2 separate regions of the Homo sapiens genome follow, and region 2 is linked to region 1. The links are chromatin contacts, found by Hi-C in ENCODE. All regions are on one chromosome and are shown on one strand. The core of a region is the stretch at or near the end of the contact, and the rest is flanking DNA. Distances in the headings are between cores, read along the strand shown.

Evidence for each region. A loop is a pair of places that touch in the nucleus more often than their neighbours do. Pooled maps may share reads with other maps.
Region 2: a map of K562 shows a loop between it and region 1 (3-fold over the local background). The contact joins the enhancer-like site here to the promoter of CCDC188 in region 1. A Hi-C loop is called at or near these places in 3 of 168 maps with a recorded cell type or tissue (K562, PC-9 and naive thymus-derived CD4-positive, alpha-beta T cell), 3 of 37 single-sample maps with no recorded cell type and 10 of 50 pooled maps.

Annotation. Positions count from the first base shown.
Region 1 is chr22:20,148,275-20,154,181 of GRCh38, forward strand. It overlaps CCDC188 (coiled-coil domain containing 188), which reads right to left and starts at 2,781. Exons shown (of 9, transcript NM_001365892.2): 1 at 2,194-2,781; 2 at 1,869-1,976; 3 at 1,681-1,785; 4 at 1,450-1,506; 5 at 1,307-1,366; 6 at 1,138-1,202; 7 at 913-970; 8 at 601-650; 9 at 142-526. The coding sequence starts at 2,712. The coding sequence ends at 340.
Region 2 is chr22:20,415,726-20,421,632 of GRCh38, forward strand. It overlaps the pseudogene RNU6-225P. Among named protein-coding and RNA genes, the nearest start is that of SCARF2, 19 kb to the right of the region's middle. RefSeq lists an enhancer at 5,046-5,907. Within about 2 kb of position 2,611, at least 6 of the 41 ENCODE cell types and tissues checked have a DNase peak (open chromatin) inside an H3K27ac peak, as active enhancers do.

The DNA of each region.
Region 1 (5,907 bases), core at 1,531-4,030:
GCCCCGTGCAGAGGGGCTGCCTTCTGGAGGGCAGGTAGGATGTGGGGTGGGAAGCCGGCCCTGAGCTGGGGTCTCCACCCTGAGGGACCCTCGCTGCAGGATCGCCTGGGCATCCCTCCCCCAATTTCCACAGAGACGTGCTCACCGGCCACTTATGTCATGATTCTATGTCCAGCCACAGGCCCAGCCCTCAGGACAGACCCCACCTCCACCCTTCTCTGCAGCTTCTGGCAAGGATGGTGCACAGTGGTGCCATGTGCAGGGGGCTGGCACGGCCACTGGGCATCCGGGGCAGTGCTGGTCGCCTGGCCTCCTTGCTGGGGCCGCTGGGCCTCTGGCCTAGAAGGGCAGGAAGCCGTCCACTTTGAGGCGCAGGAAGGGGTCCAGCAGGGCCCGGAGCTTCCAGACGGTGGCACGGCTCAGCAGGGGTGGCACCAGCCCCTCGAAAGGTGTGGGGTTCACCACGTACACGTAGGCAGCGGTCCAGACCAGCAGGGCGCCCAGCAGCAGCCTCAGGGTCAGCAGCCTGCGGGCGGCGGTGGTCAGGGGCAGGGGCGCGCGGGGGGCCTGGGGGCTGGGCTCTGCCGTGCAGTCACCTACCAGAGCTGGCCTGCCAGGCCCTTGGAGCTTCCCAGCTTTGGCCTCCCTTTCTGTCGGGGAGGGGCTGGATCAGAGCCCACCCCGAGTGTCCAGGCTGAGGGCAGGGATCCCTGGCTTTGGGAAACCCTCCTCAGACAGGGCTCCCCGCACCGCAGCCCTGGCCCCTTCCTCCTGGACAGGCTCCTGCAGCCACTTTTCCGATGCCCCCTGCCCTGGACCTGCCCTCCTGGAGCCCATTTCTCCCTCTCGCCCAAGCAGGGCCCTGGGTGGGGGGCTGGTCTCCAGACCCAGAGTGGGGCGTGGGGGGCTCACCGACATGCTTGCCATCTGCTTCTCCTTCCTGGCTCGAGTGCGGCACTGGGCCCGCTCCCTGCGGGGGCCTCACTGTCAGGACCCCACACCCTCCACCCCCAGCCTGGCACCCACCCCCTGGCTCGGTGCTGTGGAGGTGGGGGGTCAAGGATGGGTCTGCCCTGTCCTGACCAGGACACCTTCTGAGACCCTGCTCAGCTGGCCCGGCCCCTGCCCCCGTGTTACCTGAGAATCTCCAGCTGGATGTCCTCCATCTGGTCCAGCACGCCCCGGATGTCCTTCTTGAGGTTCTGGGGGCCAGAGGAGGTAAGCACAGCAGGCCCCTCGCCCCGCCCTCCGTGGCCTCTCGCCCGCCGGGCCCCGTCCTTCTGGGTGCTGCCCTGTGGGGACCTACCAGGAGCCCGGTGGCCTGGTTGTTCAGGGCCATGTGCATCTCAGCCACGTTGTCCCACACCTAGGGGGAGGTGGGGTCACGCCTGAGGAGCAGGACCCACTGGGTGGGCCCCCAGCACCCCTCCCCCTCAGCCAGGCGGGCACCTCTGTGATGACCATCTTCTTCCTCTCAAAGCACAGGCGGATCTGCTGCAGCTCGTTCTGAGGGTGGGGCCCAGGATGGGCTTGGGCAGCATCAGCAGGGTGGCCAGTACCTCCCCGCTGGGCCCACTGGCCTACTGCACGAAGACCTCCCTCCCTAATGAATCCCTCAGGCCCACCTGGAGTGCTGTTACGAAGCTTCCTCCCCCCCCACAGCCCCTCCCCCAGGCCCACCTGGGACTGTTGCACGAAAGCCTCTTGCCCCTGGCACAGCTCCCGCCGCAGCAGCTGCAGAGGTGCCCTGTTCCCCAAGGGCTGCGTGCCAGCCGGGTCGGGGGGCTGTGGGAGAGCCCCCAGATCAGCCCTAAGACTGCGGGCTAGAGGGGCGTTGGCTGCATGGGGTCCCTGGGCCCTGTATTTACCCAGGCCAGAGCAGTGCAGCTTGAGTGTTCGGGACACAGGGGCAGGAACTGCTGCCCCGGCCCCAGGAGGGCCCCCAGCTGCTCCCGAAGTTCCTGATTCTGCCTTTTCTGGGGTGGGGGGCAGAGAGAGGGGGCTGCCTGTCATGGCCGCTCCTGCGGCTGGGGCTGGGGCAGGGGCAGGGGCGCCAGGTGGTGGGTGGGGCTGGGGCTGGGGCAGGGGCAGGGGCAGGGGCGCCAGGTGGTGGGTGGGGCTGGGGCTGGGGCAGGGGTACCAGGCGGTGGGTGGGGCTGGGGCTGGGGCTGGGGCGGTGGGTGGGGTGCTCACCAGGCTGTGGTTCTCCTGCTCCAGCTGCAGGAAGGACTGTTCTGCAGAGCCCAGCAGCCCGCACTGAAGCTGGGACAGGGCTACCCTGGGCGAGGCCAGGGCCCCTCCCTCCCGTGACAGGGGTGGGCATGGGCAGGGTCTGGTCCCTGAGCCAATGGATCCCCCCTGCCTGGGAGCCCCCTGGTTCGACCCTGGGTGCAGGGGCCAGCCCCACCCAAGCCCTGCCTCCAGGTCTCCTTGTCTCGGCCCCTCAGTGTCTCTCGCTCTCTGCTCCTGGCTGGACAGAAAGAGCCCGGGAGCCTCGCCCTCCACTGTGGGCCCACTGCCCCCTGCCCCTGGGACTGGGAAAGGTCTCTGGGACTGCACTGAGTGAGCAGAGGAGATGGGGCCCAGGCAGGGCCACCCTACAAATCCCTGGCAGGGCTGGTCCAGGCCTCCTCCATGGCTGCTGGAGGCTGGGGTTGGGGGACACTGGGGGTGGGGGTGGCCGCAGGGGCCCAGGGTTTTCAGCCCCTCCATCCCTCCCTGCAACCCCTTCCTGATCCCAGGTCCAGGCTCTGGCCTGGCCCAACCTGCCACCCTCTTACTGAGGGGGCTGCCCCAGGCAACAGTCACAAAGGCCTGGGTGCAGCCAGGGCGGTCACAATGGGCCCCTCCCACCTGGTCCTGAAGCTGCCCCGCCTGATGACCTCACTGCCTCTGACCCACTGACCCACCATGCGAGTTTTCTTTCTTTCTTTCTTTTATGGGAAGGGGACTTGCTCTGTCACCCAGGCTGGAGTGCAGTGGCACAAGGTGTCTCATTGCAGCCTCCAACTCCTGGGCTCAGGCAATCCTCCCACCTCAGCCTCCCAAGTAGCTAGGACTACAGATGTGTGCAACCATGCCCGGCTAATTTTTAAGTTTTTTGTAGAGATAAGGGTCTCGCTATGTTGCCCAGGCTGGTCACAAACTCCTGGCCTCAAGCGATCCTCTTACCTCAATATCTGAAAGTGTTGGGATTACGGATGTGAGCCACTGCACCCAGCCTAGTTATAAAACAGATAATACACACACTCACAGTGTGGATTCAAAAAGTATCAAACAATAAAAATGGTGTCCAAGCTTTTCCCACCTTTATCTCCTGTCCCTGCAGACAGGAGCTTCCTCTTTAAGCTCCTAGAGGTGGGCTGCCGTCCCCTGCCCCTGGTTCACACAGAAGAGGTCATCCTGTAGCCCAGCTTTGCTTTTCACCTAATATATCTCTGAGGTTTTAAAACATTCTTTTCTAGCTATGTATTGAATATTTACATTATGCCAGATCCAGTACATGCCATTGTTATCCTCTGTTTTTTTTTTTTTTTTTGAGACGGAGTCTTGCTCTGTCGCCCAGGCTGGAGTGCAGTGGCGCAATCTCGGCTCACTGCAAGCTCCGCCTCCCAGGTTCACGCCATTCTCCTGCCTCAGCCTCCCGAGTAGCTGGGACTACAGGCGCCTGTCACCGCGCCCGGCTAATTTTTTTGTATTTTTAGTAGAGACGGGGTTTCACCGTGTTAGCCAGGATGGTCTCGATCTCCTGACCTCATGATCCACCCATCTCCACCTCCCAAAGTGCTGGGATTACAGGCGTGAGCCACCGCGCCTGGCCTGTTATCCTCTGTTTATGGGTGGGAAAGCTGAGGCAGGAAGCCCTTTAGTCACTTGCCGAAGGCCACGCTGTTAACGGTCGGACCAGATTTGGGTGGCGGAAGAGAACTCATCCGACAGTAGGGCCAGATTCACGCCCCAGGCCCGTTCCCTCCTGCTCCCTGGTGCTCCTCACACCATCGGCCCTGCTGCCCCTCACTGCCCCTGAGTCCCTGTGCCCGTGTCCTCCTTCTTGAACCCATCAGCCGTCAGTTAACCCTCAGAAAGCTGGCTCGGAGAAGTCCTCATATGGTAGGAAGAGCCCCGTTCCCTCCTCTCCCGGTGTCCTGGCCCCCCTGCAAGGTGACTTCACCTCCTACATCAAGAGGCGGGTACTGGTCTCCACCTCTGGGCTCTGGGCCGGCCTCGGATGCACTTGGCCAATGGGCTGCTCCTAAGCTGCTGTGGGCAGAGGTTGGCACGACACTTGTGCGCTGGGCCTGGACCTCTCTTGCTTGGCTCTGGGGACTGTCCTCCCTGCAGGAGGCCTGGGCTGGGCTGCAGGATGAGAGGCCATGGGTCAGGAGAGGCTTCTGTCGTCCCAGCCGGTCCCCAGCTGCCTAAAGATGGGTGGACAAGCCCAGCGAGGCCCCCAGAGAACCGGCCCATACGTTAGCCAAGTTGCCGGCCATGTACCATCGAGCCCCGGGCTGTCATGGTGGTTTTGCCACTGAGTTTTGGAGTGTGCTGTGACGTGGGAGGAGACATTGAGAGGCCTCACAAGCCTAGAAGCGTCTTACCCTGACCTCACACCTGCTGGACTTCGGGCTGGGAAGAGAACTGGGGCCGAGGGCGTTTTCCCACAGGACTGGAAGGCCGGTCGTGGTCCTTGGTGGTGAGAGCTGGCCAGGCTGCCAGCCTTCTCCCCGGAAGCCTGCAGGGTCCCCTCTGATCCCTGCGCCTCTGGGGGTCACACCAACTGTGGGTCTTTCCTTCCTCACCACGCTGGGCACTTGGTGAGCACATTCTGCCTTGAGACGGGGCATTTCTTTGATAACATTTCTTCTCATTTCCTGCTTGTTCTGGAACTCCTGTCAGTCAAATGTTGGGCCTTTTGAATTGATCCTGTGAGTCCTTCTTTCTACCTTTGCTTGTAGATAGACTTCCCTGAACCCAAACACAAACACTTTCTCTCTGCTTTTTAAAAAATTGGTTTTGGGGCCGGACGTAGTGGCTCACGCCTGTAGTCGCAGCACTTTGGGAGGCCAAGGCAGGCAGATCACTTGAGGTCAGGAGTTCTAGACCAGCCTAGCCAACATGGTGAAACCCCGTCTCTACTAAAAGTACAAAAATTTGCTGGACGTGGTGGTGTGCGGATGTAATCCCAGCTACTCGGGAGGCTGAGGCAGGAGACTGGCTTGAACCTGGAAGGCGGAGGTTGCAGTGAGCCGAGATCAAGCCACTGCCCTCCAGCCTGGGTGACAGAGCCAGACTCTGTTTTAAAATAAATAAATAAATAAAAATAAAAAATTGGTTTTGGATTTTAGCAGTCCTGTTTTTCATTTCCAAGACATTTCCATTGTTCCCTGAGCTCCCCTCTTCTTGTTCCAGAGAATTCTGTTCTGCTCTTAGGGATAAAGTGGCTTTGGGGGGAGGCGAATCTTTTGCTTTCTGCATTTTCTCTCTTGCGGTTCTTTTTTGTTTGTTTAGTCTTGGAGCTTCACATGAGACTCAGTGCTCAAATGTCTGGCTTTTCTTTCTTTTCAATCCCTGTTTATAGGGGAGACAGGCAGAGCTGCCGGGCACTCCTCTTTCCTTGTTAACTTGAGGAAGCCGGACAGCCAGGTCTTGGAAGGGAGGCCTCCTGCCTCCAGGCGGCATCTCGGGCTGCAGGGCTGTGGTCTGGAGTGCGGACAGTACCAGCTCCCACTGCTGTCCTGCCATGCTTGTTCGCAGTACTCGTCTCCTCACACCAGTGACGAGGCCACTGCTTGCCAGCCGCTTGCCTTCTTCCCGCCAGGCTGTCCTGCTACGTCAGCCTCCGCTCTCCACCTCAAGAAGTGTCTCGAAATATCTTCTCTGCAGATGACCTCTCTCCTGTTCTCAGTG
Region 2 (5,907 bases), core at 1,361-3,860, 270 kb after region 1:
GTGTAAAAGCGTTCCTATTTCTCCACAGCCTTGCCAGCATCTGTTGTTTTCTGACTTTTTAATAATCGCCATTCTAACTGGTGTGAGATGGTATCTCATTGTGGTTTTGATTTGCATGTCTCTAATGACCAGTGATGATGAGCGTTTCTTCATATGTTTGTTGGCTACATAAATATCTTCTTTTGAGAAGTGTCTGTTCATATCCTTTGCCCACTTTTTGATGGGGTTGTTTTTTTCTTGTAAATTTGTTTAAGTTCCTTGTAGATTCTGGATATTAGACCTTTGTCAGATGGGTAGCTTGCAAAAGTTTTCTCCCATTCTGTAGGTTGCCTGTTCACTCTGATGATAGTTTCATTTGCTGTGCAGAAGCTCTTTAGTTTGATTAGATTCCATGCGTCAATTTTGGCTTTTGTTGCCATTGCTTTTGGTGTTTTAGTCATGAAGTCTTTGCCCATGCTTATGTTCTGAATGGTATTGCCTAGGTTTTCTTCTAGGGTTTTTACGGTTTTTGGGTTTTACATTTAAGTCTTTAATCTATTTTGAGTTAATTTTTGTATAAGGTATAAGGAAGGGGTCCAGTTTCTGTTTTCTGCTTGTGGCTAGCCGGTTTTCCCAGCACCATTATTAAACAGGGAATCCTTTTTCCATTTCTTGTTTTTGTCAGGTTTGTCAAAGATCAGATGGTTGTAGATATGTGGTGTTATTTCTGAGGTCCCTGTTCTGTTCCATTGGTCTATATATCTGTTTAAAAATATGGAACACTTTGGCTGGGTGCGGTGGCTCACACCTGTAATCCCAGCACTTTGGGAGGCCGAGGCGGGTGGATCATGAGGTCAGGAGATCAAGACCATGGTGAAACCCCGTCTCTACTAAAAATACAAAAAATTAGCCGGGCGTGGTGGCGGGCGCCTGTAGTCCCAGCTACTCGGGAGGCTGAGGCAGGAGAATGGCATGACCCTCGGAGGCAGAGCTTGCAGTGAGCCGAGATTGTGCTACTGCACTCCAGCCTGGGTGACAGAGCGAGACTCCGTCTCAAAATAAATAAATAAATAAATAATAAAAAATAAAAATAAAAATATGGAACGCTTCACACATTTGCGTGTCACCCTTGGGCAGAGGCCATGAGAAACTTCTATCGTTCTGATTTTAGTATATGTGCTGCCGAAGCGAGCACTATTTTAATCATTTTTAAGTGCACGGTTTAGTGACATTAAGTACATTCACTGCCATCTATTTCTAGAATCTTTTCATCACCCGAAACTGAAACTCTGCATTCCTATTAAACACTAATTCCCATACCTCCCAGCCCGTGGTAACCACGGTTCCACCTTCTGTTTCTACAGAATTTTTTTTCTTTTTTTTTTTTTTTTTTGAGATGGAGTCTTGCTCTGTCGCCCAGGCTGGAGTGCAGTGGCGTGATCTCGGCTCACTGCAACCTCTGCCTCCCGGGTTCAAACGATTCTCCTGCCTCAGCCTCCCAAGTAGCTGGGACTACAGGCACACATCACCATGCCCTGCTAATTTTTTTGTTTTGTTTTGTTTTTGTTCATTTGTTTTCTTTGAGGCAAAGTTTTGCTCGTCACCCAGGCTGGAGTGCAGTGCCGTGGCAGTGGCGCAATCTTGGTTCACCGCTACTCTGTCTCCCGGGTCCAAGTGATTCTCTTCCCTCAGCCTCCCAAGTAGCTAGGATTACAGGCACACACGACCACATACGGCTAATTTTTGTATTTTTGGTAAATTTTGTATTTTTGGTATTTTTGCCAGGCTGGTGTCAAACTCCTGACCTCAGGTGGTTCACTCACCTCCGCCTCCCAAAGTGCTGGGATTACAGGCGTGAGGCACCTCGCCCCGCCTGTCTCTACGAATTTGACTCCTCTAGATACTCCACATACATGGAACTGCACAGTATTTGTCGCTGACTTCTGGCTGTCCTCACCTGGCTATGCCTACTTTGGGGGATAATCTGGGCCTGGGACACCACATCCCCGTAGCAGGCCCCACCGGGCCGCACAAACAGAACTGCGCCGAAGTTCCCCCAGGCTGTTACCCCCACTTGTTTAGGCTCTTCAAAGATGCTACCGGCCGGGCGTGGTGGCTCATGCCTGTAATCCCAGCACTTCGGTGGGCCGAGGTGGTCAGATCACTTGAGGTCAGGAGATCGAGACCAGCCTGGCCAACATGGTGAAACCCCGTCTCTACTAAAAATACAAAAATTAGTCGGGCTTGGTGGTACGCGCTTGTAATCCCAGCTACTCTGTAGGCTAAGGCAGGAGAATCGCTTGAACCTGGGAGGCAGAGGTTGCAGTGAGCCAAGATTGCGCCACTGCACTCCAGCCTGGGCGATAAAGTGGATACTCTGTTTCAAAAGAAAAAAAAAAGGTGGCACCGGCCCGGTGCGGTGGCTCACACCTGTAATCTCAGCACTTTCGGAGGCTGAGATGGAAGGATGTCTTGGGCCCGGGGGATGGAGGCTGCAGTGAGCGGTTATTGAGTGACTGCGTCCAGCCTGGGCCTCAGAGTGAGGCCGTGCCTCAAAAAGAAGAAAAAAAAAAAAAAAAAAAGCAGCAGCTACCCATCCAGCCGCCAGATGGCAGCACGATTCCATGGCCCCCACTAGCCGCTGGCTGCCTGGTGCCGGATGCAGTCCGAAAGGCGGTTCTGAGCTCCAAGGGCCGGCGCCGCGCGTGCCTGCGGTCCCAGCTGCTCGGGAGGCCCAGGCAGGAGAATCGCGTGACCGGGAGTTCTGCGCTGCAGTGCGCTGTGCCGATCCAGGTCCTCACTGAAGCCGGCATCAGTATGGTGGCCTCTGCCACCAGGCCGCCTAGGGAGGGGCGAGGCAGCCCCAGTTGGAAACGGAGCGCGTCAGTAGTGGCATCGCGCCTGGGAATAGCCTCTGCGCTCCAGCCGGGTCGACCTGCCGAGACTCCGCCTCTAAAACCAGCAAATACCGGGAGGCTGAGGGACGAGGACCGCTGGAGCCCGGGAGGCGGAGGTTGCAGTGAGTAGCTGGGATTACAGGCAGGCGCCACCACGCCCGGGTAATTTTTGTGTTATTAGTAGAGACGGGGTTCCACCATGTTGACCAGGCAGGTCTTGAACTCCTGACCTCAAGTGATCCACCCTCCTTGGCCTCCCAAAGTGCTGGGATTACAGGCGTGAGCCATTGCGCCTGGCCAAATAAGTAATTTAAGCAATTTTTTTTGTTTCAGAAAAAAAATTAACTCATAAAGGAGCCCCCCCGACACACACACACACACACACACACACACACACACACACACACACACGGGAAGCAGCAGTGTAATTGGAATGCCCACTGCTGAGGCTCTCGAATGAGTGTCATGTGTGCACATTTTGCCCCTCACAATGCACGTCAGACTATTAATAGGAAGCAGCCGCTGGAATACCTCTGGTGGGGTGTGTGCAGCAGGCAGCTTTGGAATTACGGTATCCCCAATGTGACAGCAGGACAATGGCTTCTTCACTGGCACTGTCCAACCACAGTGCTGTGGTTATGTCTCGAGGTCCATTATTGGGCGAAGGTCACTGCAGACTCAGGGAGGCCCAGGAGCTCACCCCAACCAGCTTCTTTACCAGGTGAGTGACCTCAGCCCTGCAGCTGGACTCATGGAGACAATGACCTCACCCGAAGATAGATGACCCCTGTCCACCGTCCACACAACAACTGAACTGGCCCCAGGTTGACTCCTCTACACCCTGCTTCCTACTGTACCCCTGTCAAAGGCCTTCCTCCCACCCTTCCCACTCCTCTTCCTCCCTGGCAGCCCAACCACCACAAATTCACTAACTTGTTTTCAACTCTTACAGGCTGCCCTCCTAACCCTAGCCCTGACCTCTGCCCTCCTAACCCCAGCCCTGACCCCACCGCCCTCTCAGGAGGCTTTACCAATCCTCTGCATGTTAGCCCCACCCAAGGAACAGGCCTATTTTCAAGCATACTAACTGTTGGGTGTGTCGCTTACCTATGCATATGACAGCCAATCCAACCTACCTAAATGACAGCACAGCTCCATCCATGGATGTGGCTGATCACATCTCCAAACCATCTTCCCACTGGGGACAAATTCTTGGATTTTTTAGAGACAGGTTCTCACTCTGTCACCCAGGCTGGAGTACAGTGGTGAGCCTCAGACTCCTGGGCTCAAGGGATCCTCCCACCTCAACCTCTGGAGTAGCTGGGACTACAGGTGCACACCACCACCGTGCCTGGCTAAATTTTTAATTTTTTTTTTTTTTTTTTTTTTTTTAGAGATGGGGGTTGCTATGTTTTCCAGGCTGGTTTTGAACTCCTATCCTCAAGTGATCCTCCCACCTCAGCCTCCCAAAGCACTGGGATTATAGATGTGAGCCACCAATCTTAGCCCAAATTTTTAACTAAACTCAATTAAACAAATGAACAAACAGAAAAGACTCTCAAACCACACACTGTCGTCTCTCACCCAACAGAGACAAGACGTCTATAAACCACCAATCTGTTTAAAGAGACCACCAAATGTTCAGACCATGAAACTGAAAGAATCAAAATAAAGTTGTCACTATGCCACCAACGGACAAAAGCCAGGAGCACACAACCAGGGGTCATACTCACTGAAGGTCCCCCACCCTGATGGCCAGTCAGGGGCGGCTTGCGGGTCTCAGAGAGGGCTCACCACCTGCTTGCAGTCATTGGGGATGGGAAGGTAAGTCCAACCCATGCCAGGTCAAGGCACAAAGACTGTGGGGGGAATGCACCAGACACATAAAGAGATGACTTTATTCAGGCTACTGCTATGGGAAGAAAACTCACTAATGAGGAAGGAGGGGCCTGGTAAATAAGAGACTCATGTGGAAGGCTGGAGGCGGGGTCTTAGAATGGACAAGGGCAAAGTGCTCCTTCTGGTCTCACTATTTCTCAGAACGCAAAGGAAGAGGCAATTTCTCAGTGAGCACCATTTCCCTGGAACCCAGGGCTGAGATGAATTTCAGTACTGCCAGCGGCCTCCGCGTTCTCCTGTGTGTGTAGGAGTTTGTGTGTTCCAGTGTGCGTGTTCCCACTGTGTCTTGGTGTTTCTGTGTGCCTGGTGGCATGTCTGTGTGTGTATCTGCAGGGTGAAAGACCACAGATACTATCCGAATTCCCGTGCTCAAGTGCGCCTCCTGCCTTGGCTTTCCTGAGTGTGGGGATGACAGGCGTGAGCCACCACGCTGGGCCTCATGATCTGTTTCTAGTGCAGTGAGTGCATCTTAGGGTGGGTGCCCGCCTCCATGCTTAGTAGGGCATGGATGCTGTGTATGCCATCTGTCGGTAGGATGGTTACACTTCTGTGTGTTGGCTGATGTGTGTGTCTCAGTATTTAGTCGGCTCTGGTGGCACATGTGTGTGTTGCAGGTTGTATAAGTTGCTGTTTCTCTGTGTCTGGTGGAAGGTGTCTATGGTTGCAGAGTGAGGGTCTCTTGGTGTTTCTGTGTGTCAGAGGGTGTGTGTGTGTGTGTGTGTGTGTGTTTTGCAGGATGAGGTGTGTTCTGTGAGTGTGATGTGGGGGGTGCAGGGTGCATATCTGTGTCTACATTTCTTTTTTTTCTTCTTCTTCTTTTTTTTGAGACAGAGTCTCGCTCTGTCGCCCAGGCTGGAGCGCAGTGATGCGATCTCCACTCACTGCAAACACTGCCTCCCAGGTTTAAGCAATTCTCCCAGCTCAGCCTCCCAAGTAGCTGAGATTACAGGCGCATGCCACCACGCCCGGCTAATTTTTTGTATTTTTAGTAGAGATGCGGTCTCACCATGTTGGCCAGGCTGGTCTTAAACTCCTGATCTCAAGTGATCTGCCTGCCTCGGCCTCCCAAAGTGCTGGGATTAACAGGCGTGAGTCACTGCACCCAGCCTGTCTGCATTTCTGTCTGGTGGTG